Regions from separate parts of the Mus musculus genome. Here regions 1 and 2 are each linked to region 3. A link is a loop called in an ENCODE intact Hi-C map of the cell type or tissue named here. Cell type or tissue: gastrocnemius. All regions are shown on one strand.

What was found. Hi-C counts contacts between places; a loop is a spot of excess contacts. Peaks named below come from ENCODE experiments on the same cell type or tissue, not always from the same donor. Only the 100,000 strongest peaks of a DNase experiment are listed, where the experiment ranks them.
Region 1: it touches region 3 in a loop (3-fold over the local background); 15 of 42 quality-filtered maps call a loop at or near these places.
Region 2: it touches region 3 in a loop (2.2-fold over the local background); 7 of 42 quality-filtered maps call a loop at or near these places.

What each region holds. Positions count from the first base shown.
Region 1 is chr8:119,410,001-119,415,000 of GRCm38, reverse strand. Mlycd (malonyl-CoA decarboxylase) reads right to left here. Exons shown (of 5, transcript NM_019966.3): 5 at 3,899-5,000. The coding sequence ends at 4,480. Among named protein-coding and RNA genes, the nearest start is that of Gm46053, 5.0 kb to the right of the region's middle. In gastrocnemius, a CTCF peak has its summit at 2,146 (motif pointing left); a DNase peak (open chromatin) is centred at 2,143; H3K4me3 peaks cover 261 bases; H3K27ac peaks cover 619 bases.
Region 2 is chr8:119,517,589-119,522,588 of GRCm38, reverse strand. It overlaps Mbtps1 (membrane-bound transcription factor peptidase, site 1), which reads left to right. Exons shown (of 23, transcript NM_001167910.1): 15 at 1-110; 16 at 678-834; 17 at 1,467-1,591; 18 at 2,240-2,317; 19 at 4,310-4,450. Among named protein-coding and RNA genes, the nearest start is that of Slc38a8, 18 kb to the right of the region's middle. In gastrocnemius, a CTCF peak has its summit at 2,272 (motif pointing right); a DNase peak (open chromatin) is centred at 2,289.
Region 3 is chr8:119,602,282-119,607,281 of GRCm38, reverse strand. Taf1c (TATA-box binding protein associated factor, RNA polymerase I, C) reads left to right here and starts at 2,076. Exons shown (of 15, transcript NM_021441.3): 1 at 2,076-2,147; 2 at 2,904-3,042; 3 at 3,817-3,901; 4 at 4,035-4,132; 5 at 4,203-4,292; 6 at 4,378-4,451. The coding sequence starts at 2,905. It also overlaps the pseudogene Rps13-ps4. In gastrocnemius, CTCF peaks have their summits at 812 (motif pointing right) and 1,979 (motif pointing right); DNase peaks (open chromatin) are centred at 2,037, 2,519 and 3,883; H3K4me3 peaks cover 1,798 bases; H3K27ac peaks cover 2,403 bases.

The DNA.
Region 1 (5,000 bases), 190 kb after region 3:
TCACTAGTTCTTCCCTGGGGAAGATCAAGATGAAGACAACCCATTCACCCCCACACCAAGTACTACTTTGGCTATCCAGCCCACGCAGCTCTAGGTTTCACACCACGCATAGGATAAGAATATTAAGCTGGATGACCTCTGCTCTTGTATGCATACAAGATAGATAGATCTCATGTGGAATACATGAACATCTGCTCTAGATGTTATTGAAGGACCAGCTGCATCTGAGCTCTATTTTATTGGAAGGCTAGCACAGGAAAGACGGGCTCTTTCTATCACAAAAGCTATTGGACATTTCAAAGAGCAAGGTTAAACCGTTCAAGAACACTGACCGCAAGTTGATAGAAGCCTGTCGCTGGCTAACTGACATTAAATAGGTTAAAAGTAATGTTTCTTCCTACAAATTTCTCCTGTAGGTGAGGTCATGGCCCAGCTAGGATGTGCTGGAAAATGTGCATAGAAGGGTAGGCAGCAAGCAAGCAGATCAGGGCTCACAGGATGGCTCAGCCGAGGCTCGCCGCCTGGTTTCTATCCCTGGGAGCCACATAGAAGGAGACAAGTGACTTCTGCAAGTTGTCCTCTGACCTCACAAATGCCATGGCATCTGAGTGTCCCCACACATGCATAGATGGAAAAATACATAAAGGACAAAGCACACCAATCACGGAAGCAAATGGAAGATATGAATCGCTCTGAAAAGTCTTGCTCCTGATCTATTCAAAACAAAACAAAACAAAACAAAAGATTCCCTGGAAAATTAATGCAACAGGACCCACGGCAGAATTCAAATAAAATACATTCTAGTCTCTCTCCCTTAAAACCACAAAGCTGCAAACCTGGGCTGCACTGTGACGTATATCCACAGGTTGCAAGATTCACAGATAGTGGACATGGCTTTGTCCAAAGGCTCCTTGGAGGCCAGTGAGCTCTGGCTGAGATAAAGCATAGGCACACAGCTGGGACACCCTGCTCTGCTCTGTATCTTCTGGGCTTCTGCCAAGGGTCCTGCTGGCCATAGGTGTATTTCCTCTTGAGCCAGCCTAGGATTCACTCCAAGCCTCCTGCTCAGAAGCACTCGGGGGTCTGCCTCGGTTGGCAGCAGCACGACCTTGGCTTTAGCCTTTGTTTCACAAACTGTAAAATGCGGGAGCTGCTCAGGCTTGGCCAACCTTGGTGCGATGCTTCGTATGTTTTCTAATGCGTGTACTCACGCTGCCCTTGTAGCTGTGCAGTGACACATCATGTGTGCATGTGGCGGCCAGAAGCTGACGAGCATCTTTCACTGTCCCTCCACCTTATCTTCTGAGGTCTCTCTGAACTTACTGACTGGATAGGCAGCTGACTGGTGAGCTACAGGGAATCCTGGGGTCTCTGCCTGCCCAGTGCTAGGGTTATAGGTGTGTGTCATCAGGCCTCACTTTTATGTGGGCCATGGGGGTCCAAATTCAGGTCCACATGTCTACATGGCAGGCACTTTAGCCATGGAGCCAAATTTTCTATCCCCTCACCCTTTTCTGAGAGAAAAAGCAACAAGAACTTATTAATACCATTGCTTTCAGTCACCTGGTTTTCAGTCTTGGATTACATTCAAGGACATGAAATACTTAATCCTTACGCTCAGAGGTGATGTGAAAACTCTAACAGTGACTACCCAAGGCTGATGCCAGGCACCTGGCCACCAGTGCGTTTGGATTTGGGTCTGTGATCCTGGATCAGGCCTGAACATCAGTTCAGTCAACCTGAATGAGATCCACGGAAGGGAGAGGGGAGGGACCCTCTGAACCCGTAGAGAGCCACTGTTGGGAAAGCCGACCAGCGCTGGGAGAGCCAAGGAGCTTTGGGAGGAGGGAGAGTGGCAGCTCCATGTCCCCAGCTCTGTATCCCTAGCTCTATGAACCCCTAGTTTCTGTTCTTCCACAGTTCTGCGGTCCCTGTGAGCTCCACGCCCTCCCCAGCTCCGAATCCCTCTCCAGCTCTGTGCCTCTCACTAGCTCAGTGTTCTGGAAACCTGGAGTTGGTCTGTGTGGGCCGATGTGGGTCTGGGTAGATGGTTTTCGCCGGCGAGGGAGAAGCTCCTAACCAAACCCCACTCCTACGCACCCTTTGGAGAAGGCACTCGAGTCGCAGCAGTGCCACCTGGTGGCGGTGAGGAGGACAGCACCTACTATGATCAGGTAGCCTGGGAAGGGGCCAGAGCTGTCTACCACAGGGGCTGTGTTCATTCCATCCCCGTCTTCCCACCAACCCTCATTTCATTTAGATCCCCTAAAGCCCTGGGGTGGGGGGCACGCCAGGAACATCACTCAGGATGGAAGTGGACATTTTCCACCACAAAATGTCTGCAGATGTGGGAAGTGGCCCAGTGACCAAGAAGGGAAGTGTGATTACTGAGAAGTGCTTTAGAATCAGCAAGAGCTTCCTGTGACAGGTCTCAGTAAGGACCAGAGCTCCACCCGGGGCCCTCCAAGGTTAAGGTTAGGGCCATGGTGGGATGTGAACAGGTCGGAAGAATACACACCAAAGGGAAGCTGAGGTTTGGGCAGTGACTGGAGGGCTGGCGGCAGGTTGAGGACACGGTGGAAGGGCTCGAGGGACACACTGTGAAGGGTGGTCAGCAAGCTGATGCAGACAGTAGTTAGGCAGCATGAGGGTGCCCTGCAGAGCAGATGCAGAGAAGATGCCCCACTCCCAGCTGCTCCCAAGGGCCCGCTGCAGCAGGGCCTGCTCTTTGGCTGAGTGTTTCTGTAAGCTGAAGCTAAACCAAGATAGCCACACAGTGCTAAAGACTTAACAATGCGGAGCAACAGCACCTCCTGACTGTGGAAAGCTGGAACATCGCAGATCAGAGGCAAACCGTCCTTGCCTTTAATCTGACTGCAGCATGTTCAATGCAGTTCCTAGGTTTGACCTAGTAACCTTGTGACTATCCAAACCTTTAACATGTATTAAGAAATATCATTACATTTTCATTTTTTATTTGTGTGTGTGCTCTGACACATATGTGGAGGTCAGGGGACAATGTGTGGGAGCAGATTCTATTAGGTAGGTCCTAGACGCAGGTTCTGATAACCTCGGTGCCTGGAGTTGTTGTCTTGCCCTAAATGCTTTATAACTACCAGTTCCCACTGATCAAGAAGGCAAGAATGGTTTCAGCACCCGGACCACTCTCATCAGGTTTCCTGCATTGCTGGAGTGTGTTTGGCAAGTTGCTTTATGACTTAGCTCTATAATAAATTCACATACGAACACTTTCAGGGCGGTGGTGTATTCAGGGCAACCTGAGGCCATGTCCCTTGGGCCATAGACACATCTGGCTCAAGTATAAACAGTCTTTAATTCTCGCCTTTGAGGTGAAAGCTGTTTTCTGTTGACATTTCTACCTAGGCCAGGGTTGAGCCTGGGATCATAGAGTCCAGTCAACCTAGGGAGGCCACCCTGGGAAGTTCTAGAAGATGCTATCAGGAAAGACAGGGGACAAGCATGTCCAACCGAGAGTAGCACTGTTCCTGCTGATGTGTGATATGCTCACAGATGTGCGTGTACAAATGTGGATGCACACACGGATATACTTACTACATGTGCTCCAGGTCACAAGCATACCTGCCAATGCAACCCAAGTGTAGCCAAGCCCTTCTCACAGCTGTGTGGACATGCGGAGACACACACTGCCACATATACATACACACATAGCCACACACACAGCCACACACACATATATACACACACACATACATAACCACACACAGCCACATCCACCTCTCCCCTGCTCTTTATCCTGCACCTATGATTTCATCCACTGTCCCTGGTGGGCTGGCTGGGGAACATGACACCACAAACACATCAGAGCAGAGCTGAGCCTTGCTGGGACGCTAATCTTGAAGAAAAGTACACAGTGAAGTAGACTTAAAGGTGTACAGTGAACAATCATGTTTAATGCTTACAGAACAAATCTGTTCTTTACCGTTCAGTTCATTATGAACTGGGATCTCATTTAAACCCTGTAAGCCAACTCTGGCCTCAAGCAGCAGCAGCATCCCTGAGGTGCCAAACACACCCTGTGCACGGCACAAACTCTCTCTAGTCTGAGCTTTAAGCTGCGGTATTAGCCACAGTACAGATCTTAGTCCTCTCCCAAATAGAGAGAACATGACTGTCAGCTCTTCATACTCCAAAAGGTCTGTGCTCTGGGCTGTGTCCTGGGTGGCCTGTGGTGGCATCTGTAGAGCTTTCTGAAGGCACAGGCTGTGGGGGAGCAGCACAGTGGGATCCCCGGAACCCCAGCACCCAGTCCGCCACCGCCTCCTAGCAGTGAGTGGGCCACCACAGTGACAGCCAAGGTGTGGCCTCCTGAGTGCCTGCTGAGGTCAGAGGACAGCACCGCTGTGGCCTCCCTGAAAAGGATTCTGTGGTAAGTAAGCCTGGCCCATCAGAACACAGCCTCCTTTCTAAGAAGGGGCCCAAGCTTTGGGAAGGCTGTCCCTAGAGTTTGCTGTTGTTCTGGAACTGGGCTACCAGGCTGAGGATCTGCTCGGAAGCTTTGATGTTCTTGGAGCCCAGGTAGGAGATACTGTTGGGGCCTGTCTCCTCCAGGTAGTAGCGGTAGTTGACCATGAGGCCGCATGAGCTGGTGAGGCCTTTGAGGCTGCTGTCAGCCATCCAGTTGATACGCCACATCACAGCCCCATTCTGCAGATGGAAGTTGGCCACTGGGTTGAGGGCGTAGCCTCGGTGCTTCTCACCGTACAGGTACCAGGCACACAGCCTCATTAGTGGCCCCTGCAGCGCCTGCGTCAGCTTCTCTGACTTCACCCACTCACCACTGCTCAGGAACCCCTTGAGGCTCTCGTGAACAGGGTTGCCGGTAACCGCTGAGATTTCTTGGCACTCTGAGTCTGTGAATAGTTCGTTCCTCCCATGCTCCTTCCCCTGCACATTCAGGAGGCCCAGCAGCCACTTGGTGAATCCAGGGATAGGCGACAGGCTTGAAAAGGCCCCCAGCT
Region 2 (5,000 bases), 85 kb after region 3:
CGACCACGTCCACACCAACTTCAGGGACATGTACCAGCATCTGCGCAGCATGGGCTACTTCGTGGAGGTGCTCGGCGCCCCATTCACATGTTTTGACGCCACACAGTATGGTGAGCAGCAGCCCTGCTGGCCAGGTCTTGAGTGTTCCCGTGATGACCACTGATAGGCCAGTAACGGCAGCGTGGAGTCCCCGTGTCAAAGCGGAGGTGCAGAGCAAGGCTCCCATGGTGTTCATACTCACTAGTGGTCGGAATGCTCAGCTGACTATAGAGCTGATTGTGGGCAGAGATTGGGGGGGGGGGTGTGCGCACGCACGTTTATGGATCCTGAGTGAAATCAGGTTTGGTAGAAGGAACTATATGCTAAGCTATCTTGCTGGCCCAACCGTTTTTGTTTTGTTTTGTTTTTAAAAAATACTGTGTGTGTGTATATATATATATATATATATATATATACTACTTTTTTCCAAAGTAAATGCAAAATATTATATTGAGCAAATATAAAAGCCAAAGACACAGTTAGCTGGTCCTTGTGGCTTGCTTACCTCCTTCTGTAGTGGTGCAGGCTGGCACCAGCCAGACTCCTAGAGGCAGGACACTGGTGAGAGATGGCACTGTGGAATTGTTTTCTGCCACTTAGGAGTGACAGTTATCAGAGTGTGGCATTGCTTCCCTCAGGCACTTTGCTGCTGGTGGACAGTGAGGAAGAGTACTTCCCTGAGGAGATTGCTAAGCTGAGGAGGGATGTGGACAATGGCCTTTCCCTCGTCATCTTCAGTGACTGGTACAACACTTCTGTTATGAGAAAAGTGAAGTTTTATGATGAAAACACCAGGTACGCTTGCATAGCAGTATGGTGTCACAGCTCCCCAGCAGGCTATTGTGTGACTGTCCTAGCTTGGGTTTGTCTTTCTAGATCGTGGAGAAAGCTCTTTTCTCCGTACAAGAAGCTCCTGGTAGAGAGACAGGTTTCTAGACTCAGTGCTCACTAAGGGGTCAGTGTCCTCCCTTCCTGAGCACAGACACCTGTTCTTCACTCTCTGTCGCATGCTGTTCTGTCCTGTGTCCTTCATACCAAACATAAGAAAGTTCATGTGCACCTAAGACCTGTGGCGCTGGGTGCTGGAGTGCCGCTGTAAATGTCGTCTTATGTTGTGGATTTCCTTTAGCGTATTTGCCTCCTTTCTCACTTCTGCTTCACTGGTCCGCCTAGATCCAGACTAGGCCTGTCTGGACTGCATGCCAGTGAAATGCCAGTTTTCATTTCATAAAAGAAAAGTTCAGTGTGTCTGTGTGTAGAGGCAGACAGTTGGCTGGAGTAGTAAGCTTACATATTTCTCAAACCAAACGGCTTGTTTAAGTTGACACTTTTATATGTATGTGTGGACTGGATTTTGTCAAGGAAAGAGGAAAAGTATGTGAGGATTTTAATTCTTGCCTTCTCTGTGCCTTCTGCCACTTTTATAGGCAGTGGTGGATGCCAGACACCGGAGGAGCGAACATCCCAGCTCTGAATGAGCTGCTGTCTGTGTGGAACATGGGGTTCAGTGACGGCCTATATGAAGGGGAGTTTGTCCTGGCAAACCATGACAGTAAGGTTTTATGTCTGTGTGTAGAGGCATACAAGTGGCAAAAGGATGAGGGTGTGGGCTACATGCTTAAGTCTAGGTTTCAGAGAGATGGGATTCAAAAGTTAGCTGCAGTGCAGAAAGACCTACAGTGATTTTAAATAGCACACTAGGGACCGGGGCTGTACCTCTGTAGTTACCTGTCTTGCATGTGCAAGAACTTAGCTTCAGTTCGCATCACTGTAGAAAAATGAACTGGACATGTGACTCAGTTGATAAAGTATTTACTTAGCATGCACAAAGCCCTGAGTTCCATCCTTAGCACAACATAAACTGACCATATAATCCTAGCACTCGGGAGGCAAAGCCTGACAGGTGTTTGACGCCACTCTGGGATATATAATGAAACTCTTTTCAACAAACAAAAAAAGTTTATTTATGTACTTTAAATTTTTTCTTCAGAAACCGCATGCTACTAGCACTTTTCCCTTGAAGTTTGAAAGGATTACTTGTAGTTGATATGTAACAGGCAATAGCAGTTTGTCTCTTCAGGTTAAAGACTGTCCAAACGTGAGTGAGTGGTGTAGACCCTGTGTGAGATGCATGTTGGGTCAGTGAGGCAGGTGTTGGACGTCTCCACCCCTTAATGCTGAGCACCTGTCTGTCTTCCAGTGTACTATGCGTCGGGGTGCAGCATCGCCAAGTTTCCAGAAGATGGCGTCGTGATCACACAGACTTTCAAGGACCAAGGTAAAGGAAGGGTGCTGCTGCTCACAGGCCTGGTGCCCTTCCCCTCCCTCTCCAGCTCCCCATATGCCCTACCTGCTGTACTTTCTCCTAAGTGTGGCTTTAGCAGTGTCTGCTATGTTCCCAGTGTGTATTTTGTGGCATTAGGAGTGCCATTAGCAGTATGGGCCTTCCCTTCCATCCTCTCTGGTTCCTGGTAAAACTCACTGCAGTATTATTTGTATAGTACTGACTGTGGCATGGATTCTGGGGGAATCCCAAATGAGCAAGACGAATTCTTGCTGAAAATTTGAATATAAGTGTATAGTCTACCCAAAGAGGGGGAGTTCTCCAGGATGGGGCTCAAAATGGTCTTAGTCACAGTCAAAGGGTTCTTCTGTGCTAGGCATACTGCTGTGGCATAGTCTCAATGATTTTGAGAGTTCTTAGCCTGATGAAAATTCAAAGAGTAAGACACCATCTTCCCTTTCAAGAGGCATTTCTGATTGTCTGTATTTACCCACAGCAAACATCCCTCAAGCCAGGCCAGGCCCCAGTATAGGCTGAGAAGGTGAACTCACCATAAATAGTCCACTTAGTCCCCAGACCTGCTGAGTTGGGAGAAGCGGGAACAAACTATACAGCCTCTGGTTTTTAAAGTTATGTGCAGGGCAGTGGGACTGGACCACAGGAAGCTCTTCCTGTGACTGTCACTCCAGAGCTGGGATTCTGAGCTGTCAGCCATATCTCATATCTCTGCTAAGTTCTAAGAGACTAACAAGATAGCCTGTGGTGACCATGTGCTGGTGGGACCATTTCCTCCTGAAAACCGATGGCCTGGCTTCAGAGCGACCAGCCACACCACCATCAATCAAGATGGTTATTTTTCTGTAACTGAGAGACACTTTTACAAAACAATTGAAAATGTGACAGTAGATTTCTCAGTGTAACTGTGTGAGGCCTCTTCAAGCACATGGCAATTTTATCTTCTCAGCTCCTGGCCCCCCTCACTGTAAATTAGTCCTTTCTAAATGCTGTTATCTCAGGCTTGCCACTTCCAGGGCTAAGAGCCATGGCCTCCTAGCTTGCTTGTTGCCCCCTGCAGTTCAGTAATTTGGAGAAGGGGGTAGCAAAAGCAGAGTTAATAATGCATACTTTATCTTGTGTGTCGTGCCATCTAAACGTTGACTGCTTGACGTAAACCTGGACGTCTTTGGATGTGAGGTGGGACACTGTGGGGCTTGTTACGCTAGAGCAGAAAAGACCTCACTTTCAAAGCTCAGCGAGGCTTGTCGTGCTAACTCTCCAGACAGCTGGGACAGGAGAACACAAGCTTGATGCCTGCCTGTGTGAGAGACAGGCAGGACAGGGGTGGGGCTGCAGTTCAGTGGCAGTGTGCTTAGCTAGTCCTAGGTTCAAGCCCCACTATCACCAAACAGAACAAGATAGAGAGAAAAGATAACCAAGTATCAAAACTCTTGTCTAGCTGTGGGGCTACTGCCGTGTTAACTCTCCTGTTCCACAGAGAGGTTAGGCATTTCAGAGCTGATGTGCAGGCACACTCCTGGATTCTCAGGCTGTATGGCCCCTCGTGCTAAGGCACCTTAGCTTAAACAGTGTGACTCCGCTGTTAGCACTGCCCAGGGCACTAATACCTTTTTACATCTCGATTCATCGAGCATTTCAAGGTGTGCTGTCTGCTTGGCACTTTAGGGGTTCTATTGCTAATGCCTGTGCTTACATCTTATATCTAAATGGCATGTGGATGGGCACACATTTTAAAAGTTAACTACGCTTGTCCTACTCCTGTAAATACAGTTTTGTGAGAGTTGGATTTTGTTAAAATGGAAATTAGTAATGCTGAAAATACTGCTTCCCTGTTCTAAGGATTTGTACAGTTCTGATTGACTGTTGTATTTTGCTAGTCTTAGGCAGGTCAGTTTCCAGTTAAGTGGCAACTAGAAAATCAGTAATTTCCTCATGAGAACTCAGTGCTCTTCTCATTGTTTACTGCAGGATTGGAGGTCTTAAAACAAGAGACAGCAGTTGTGGAAAATGTTCCCATTTTGGGGCTTTATCAGATTCCATCTGAAGGTGGAGGCCGGATCGTGCTGTATGGAGACTCCAACTGCTTGGATGACAGTCACAGACAGAAGGGTAAGAAAAGAACACATAGGAGGACTGCGACTGTAGCTCAGTGGCACAGCAGTTTGCCTCAGACATGCGAGGCCCTGAGTTCAATCCCCAGCATGACCAGAATAAGACGTTCATGAGCTTGAAGATTTGTGTACACAGCCCTCTTTCCGTTGTCCCTGGAATGATACTGGCCAGAAGCTGGAGAATAAACAGGTACTGTGATTGCTGGAATATTTCTGCATATACCTGAAGGTTAACACTCAGGATACACAAACCTCTACAGACCTTAGAATCCCATCTCTATTTTCCCAACTGACTGTGACAGGCATGAGGCACTGTCACTTGCTTAGTACAAAGTCCTGGGCTGGAGAGATGGCTCAGTGGTTAAGAGCACCGACTGCTCTTCCAGAGGTCCTGTGTTCAATTCCCAGCAACCACATGGTGGCTCACAACCATCCGTAATGAGATCTGATGCCCTCTTCTGGTGTGTCTGAAGAGAGCTACAGTGTACTCATATAAATAAAATAATAAATCTTTAAAAAAAAATTCCTTTAACCCAATTGGCCCAGCT
Region 3 (5,000 bases):
CCCCACACAAATTGATCCTTTAAAGCAGTGTTTCTCATTTATGTGGGCTATGGGTCAGCAGTGTTACCCCAGACCCACTAAATTAGACACTCAGCCCGGCAAACTGTTTTTTATTTTGTTTTTGTTTTTGTGTTTTGAGACAGAGTTTCTCTGTGTAACAGCCCTGGCTGTCCTGGAACTTGCTCTGTAGACCAGGCTGGCCTCAAACTCACAGAGATCTGCCTGTTTCTGTGTCTCTTGAGGGTGGGATTAAAGATGTGTGTTACCACACCCAACTGCTCAGCAAACTGCTTTAACATACCTCTAGGTAGCCCCTGATGTACCTTGATATCAAGATACAGGGATAATGGTGCATTTCTAGCTAGACAGTGGTGCTAAAGCCATAAGCAGGGAATTCCTGTATTACCCAGCAATGGGAAAGAGGTTGACTCAAACACAGCCCTCATCTTACAGAGAAGGCAGCTGACAGTCAGACATGGGGGTACACACCTTTAATCCCATTATCAGGAGGCAGAGACAGGTAGATCTCTGAGTTTGAAACCAACTTGCTTTACAGAGCAAACTCCAGGACAACCAGGGCTACACATAGAGAAACCCTGTCTCAAAAAAAAAAATCAATAAAATAATAATAGTAATAAAGTTATGCATGAGCCAAATAGACACCAACGAGCATGCCCCCATATGATGGCTAGTTTTGGTGGTCAACTGAATATTTGAAATTAACTGGGACCCAAACTGCTGGGCACACTTGTGAGGAAGTTTAAAAAAAATTATTTATTTATTTATTATATGCAAGTACACTGTAGCTGTCTTCAGAGGCACCAGTAGAGGGCATCAAACCCCATTACAGATGGTTGTGAGCCACCATGTGGTTGCTGGAATTTGAACTCAGGACTTTGGGAAGAGCTGTCAGTGCTCTTAACCGCTGAGCCATCTCTCCAGCCCTGTGAGGGATTTTCTTAATCAGATTATTTGAAGGAGGAAGAGCCATCCTAAATCACCTTCTGGTGGCAGCCCAGATAAAAGAAATGGAAAAAGAAACCATGATTTGTGCCTGCTGGACCTCACCCTCACCGGCAAAACCATTTATTTTATGGCATTGCTGAAGTTTTCCTTTCAGTATTCAAATCAATTTCTTTAGGATTCCAACAGAGACTGAAGCTCGGCGGCTCTTTAGGAATGGCCCAGGACTACAGCACCAGATCAGAACTGCTGAGACAACCAGCCTCGTGGACGGAACAGTACCAAATTCTCCTTGCCATTTCTGTCATAAGACAGCTATTATTGAACTACGCAGATCACAGCCTGTAAGCCGGTCTAATAAAATCTCCTCTATTCCATACTCATTCAATCAGTTCTGTTCCTTTAGAGATCCCTTAATAAACTCAGGAACACAGATTTTTCTCCCTGAATAACTTGCTCCACCATGAAGACCGATTTATGAAGTTCTGATAATTACAGGACAAAGGAAAGTCAAACCCAAAGAAGTCGTCAAACACATTGGCGGGAATGTCATGTAGGTAGGTTGCAGTGACGCAGGAGAATCTGTTCCTTGTCTCGATTCTATCTGAAGATATTCTTAGCCTCCAGGCGATGGAAAGCAAGTGGTCAGCAGAGCCACGCGTCCTAAGTTTTACGCGATAGTGTCAGGACCAAGGCAACTTACAGGCAGAGCCCAGGACTCGCTGCATGCGAGCGAGTTTGAACAGATCCCCCAAAACTCGCAGGTGCACACACAAGGAATATTAGCTTGAGAATGACAAGCTAATATTCCCTCCTGGCCCCTGTTAAAGCCACACATGCACCCAGAGGTGTCTATGAAGCGGATTCTAGGACTTGTGGGTAATAAATACAGTGCGTGGCTCATCGGAGGTGCTCACTTGTTCGTTGAGAGGATCAATTCAAGCTTCTCAACACTTTTGTGAAATAGGATGGAAATTTCATAGCTTAGGCGCCACGACCATGCATATTGGCCCTCAGCTCTGCAGGTGGCGCTGGAGGACTCGGTTAGATGATCTGGGGGCGGGACTTCCTGTTTCTCGGGCGAACTTCCGGCCTGATCCGGAAAACAGTTTAGTCTGCTCCAACAGTTGTGGGTGGCGGCGTTGAGGTTCGGCACTCTGGCTCCTTTGCGGCCCCGGGGTCAGGTGAGGCTGTTGCGGGAATGCTGAGAGCACGTGGCAGACCACGTGGCTATAGAGACTGGTCGATTACAGCGCTGAGGCTCGTCCTAGATGCTGGCCACGAGGGAGGGCGGTCCGGGAACACTTGTGGTTACTACACACCGGTTTTCAGTTCAGACTCTAAATTCAGCGCCTTCACGTCTTGTCCAGCGGGTACTAGTGCTCTGCTGGTGCTCTTATTGCGGATGTTAGATTTAATTTTTACTAAAAATGAGGGCTGACTTGACAGTTACTGCTTCTAAAGAGTTCCTGCATTTATTCAGCCCACGGGCATTTTCGGAGAAGCCTGTGTTTGGCAGTGGGGAAGCAGGAATAGTACGCAGCCCATGTCCACAGAGGGGTGGAAGAAAGTCAGCCTGCTACTGTCATGCGCAGCGCGTTGATGAACGCTCAGCCTTCATCGGCATCACTTGGTCCTCCACACTCTCCCCTTTGTATATTCTGTGGTTGCTTATCTCTTTGGCACTTTACCTGCCACGAGGCCTTTTGCGATCACTTTCTCCCCAGCCCCTCTTCCAAGGTGTGAGCAGAGATATCTGTCTGGCTGCCCTCAAGAGAGTGAGCAGTCCTTGGGCAGCCCTGCTGACGCGCTGGCATTAGGCATAGTCTGGTCTTTATCTGCTACCTTGTAGTGGTCTCCCCTACTGTGTTCTGAGAACCCTGGTGCACTGTTGAGACTCCTAATGAAGGCGTGTGTAACGTTAGATACATTCTCTCCAGGATGGACTTCCCTGGCACCCTGCGCCCTTCATTGTTTAAGGCCGGTCCACTTGGCATGACTGATGGCCCTGACCTGTCCTTCATGTGCAGCTGGAGAGATGCACTGACCCTGCCAGGGTCCCAGCCACAGAACTGCAAGGTGAGGATGGAAATAGGGTCCTTTCCTTGGTCTGTTCCTCCTCCTTGCTCACTTATTGGGAAAAGAGGTCTAGGCAGCTGCTACTTGAGCTGCGCACCGGTTGCCCTGCTGTCCAGACAGTGTCTCTCAACAGAGGCTGTGGCTCCTCTTTCCTCGCTCCCTCTCCCTGGGTTCAGCAGGTGTTTATGTGTTGGGGTCCTTACAGGCCCAGGAGCCCAGCATGAGGAAGTCAGGCAACCCCACCTAAGGGACTTCCAGTTATGGTGAGAGACTGTACACCAACGGGCAGACCTTTTATAGTGTGGCCTTGACTTGCCTGAATTAGTGGAATGCCAGGGGCAGGATTTCTGCTCTTGGGAGGTCCATCTCTAGCAGCCTTGTATTGAGTACATTGAGGAGAGCATGTCAAAGAGAGGGTGTTGGGGGAGGGGAGTTCTTGGTCCTTGGGACAAGGGTGCCCACTGAATGGCAGGACTCAGAGGAGATAGCTGAGGAAGTTGGAGCTCATTGGGTTGTGGGTAGGCAGTCATGACTTAGGCGCTTCCTTTGAAAGCTGCTGTGAATGAAGTTTAGAATTCAGTTCAGACTCTGGAGTCGGTTGCCTGGGTTCAAGTCCATGCCTGTTTGTTGCTTCTGTCACCTAGGGCGGCAGCCTCATGCTTCAGGGTTCCTCATTAGCGAAGTGACCACCTTTTCACATTTGTCCCGAGGACTGAGTTAGTTAATTGGCAGGGATTGCACACCTGTCATGTTATTGCTGCCCCGTTTCCCTAGGATCCGACCTTGTCCTTTGCCAAGAACCTACTGTGGGAGCCATCGACGCCAGGACCCCTCCCCCTCCTGATGCCTCCTGATCCTGGTAAGAGTCTCTCTCCTTTTGGGCCCCCTCCAAGGACCTCAGCCATCACACGCACAAGGGGAACCTCAGACCTCCAGGGGTATCCTGTCCCCATTCCTTCTCAGGTTCTTCTCTGATCTCCTTCTCCCCTTAGATCCCTGGGACCCTGGTGTGACAGCTCAGGACTTCCTTTTCCGGGGAGGTCACTGCTACCAGTACCAGTCTCAGGCTGTGCTGGATGTCACTGAGCAGGTAAGTGTCCCTGGGTGAGACTGGTTCTCAGCGCCTGTGCTATGCTGACTCACACAGCTGTTCCCTCCAGCTCAGCCGCTTCCTGTGGGACCATGGGGACATAGCCTTCGCACCCCTGGGGAGACTCATGCTGGAGAACTTCAGATTGGAGGGGAACCGGGTAAGGAGCCGCCACCACCGGGTGGATGGTCAGCCGCCTCCCTGGTGAGACCCAAGGGTACCAACCTGACAGCCCTTCCCTGCAGGGCTACTCGAAAAAGATGACTATAGTCAGCGCGAAGAAGCTGCTTCAGGACCTCGGCGGACACCAACCCTGGGGGCAAGTAGCCAATGAGAGAGCAGCCATGGACTGGCCTGCCGTGAGATGTGGAAGGACCTGGGACACTGACCAGGTTTTCGTCATAGTGGCTTTTCCAGCCCCACACAGTCCTGAGCCATGAGTTCACAAAATCCCCGGCAGCGTAAGGGAAAAGCAGATTGGTCATTGGTAAACCTTAGGCGTGGGCTGCCAGACCTCCACCATCATGGGTCGCATGCACGCTCCCGGGAAGGGCCTGTCCCAGTCGGCGCTGCCCTACCGCCGTAGCGTCCCCACGTGGCTGAAGTTGACGTCTGACGACGTGAAGGAAAAGATTTACAAATTGCCCAAGAAAGGCCTGACTCCCTCCCAGATAGGTGTAATCCTGAGGGACTCACACGGGGTGGCCCAGGTCCGTTTTGTGACTGGAAATAAAATCTTGAGAATCCTCAAGTCCAAAGGCCTTGCCCCTGACCTCCCCGAGGATCTCTACCATTTGATTAAGAAAGCTGTTGCTGTCCGAAAGCACCTTGAGAGGAACAGAAAGGATAAGGATGCTAAATTCCGCCT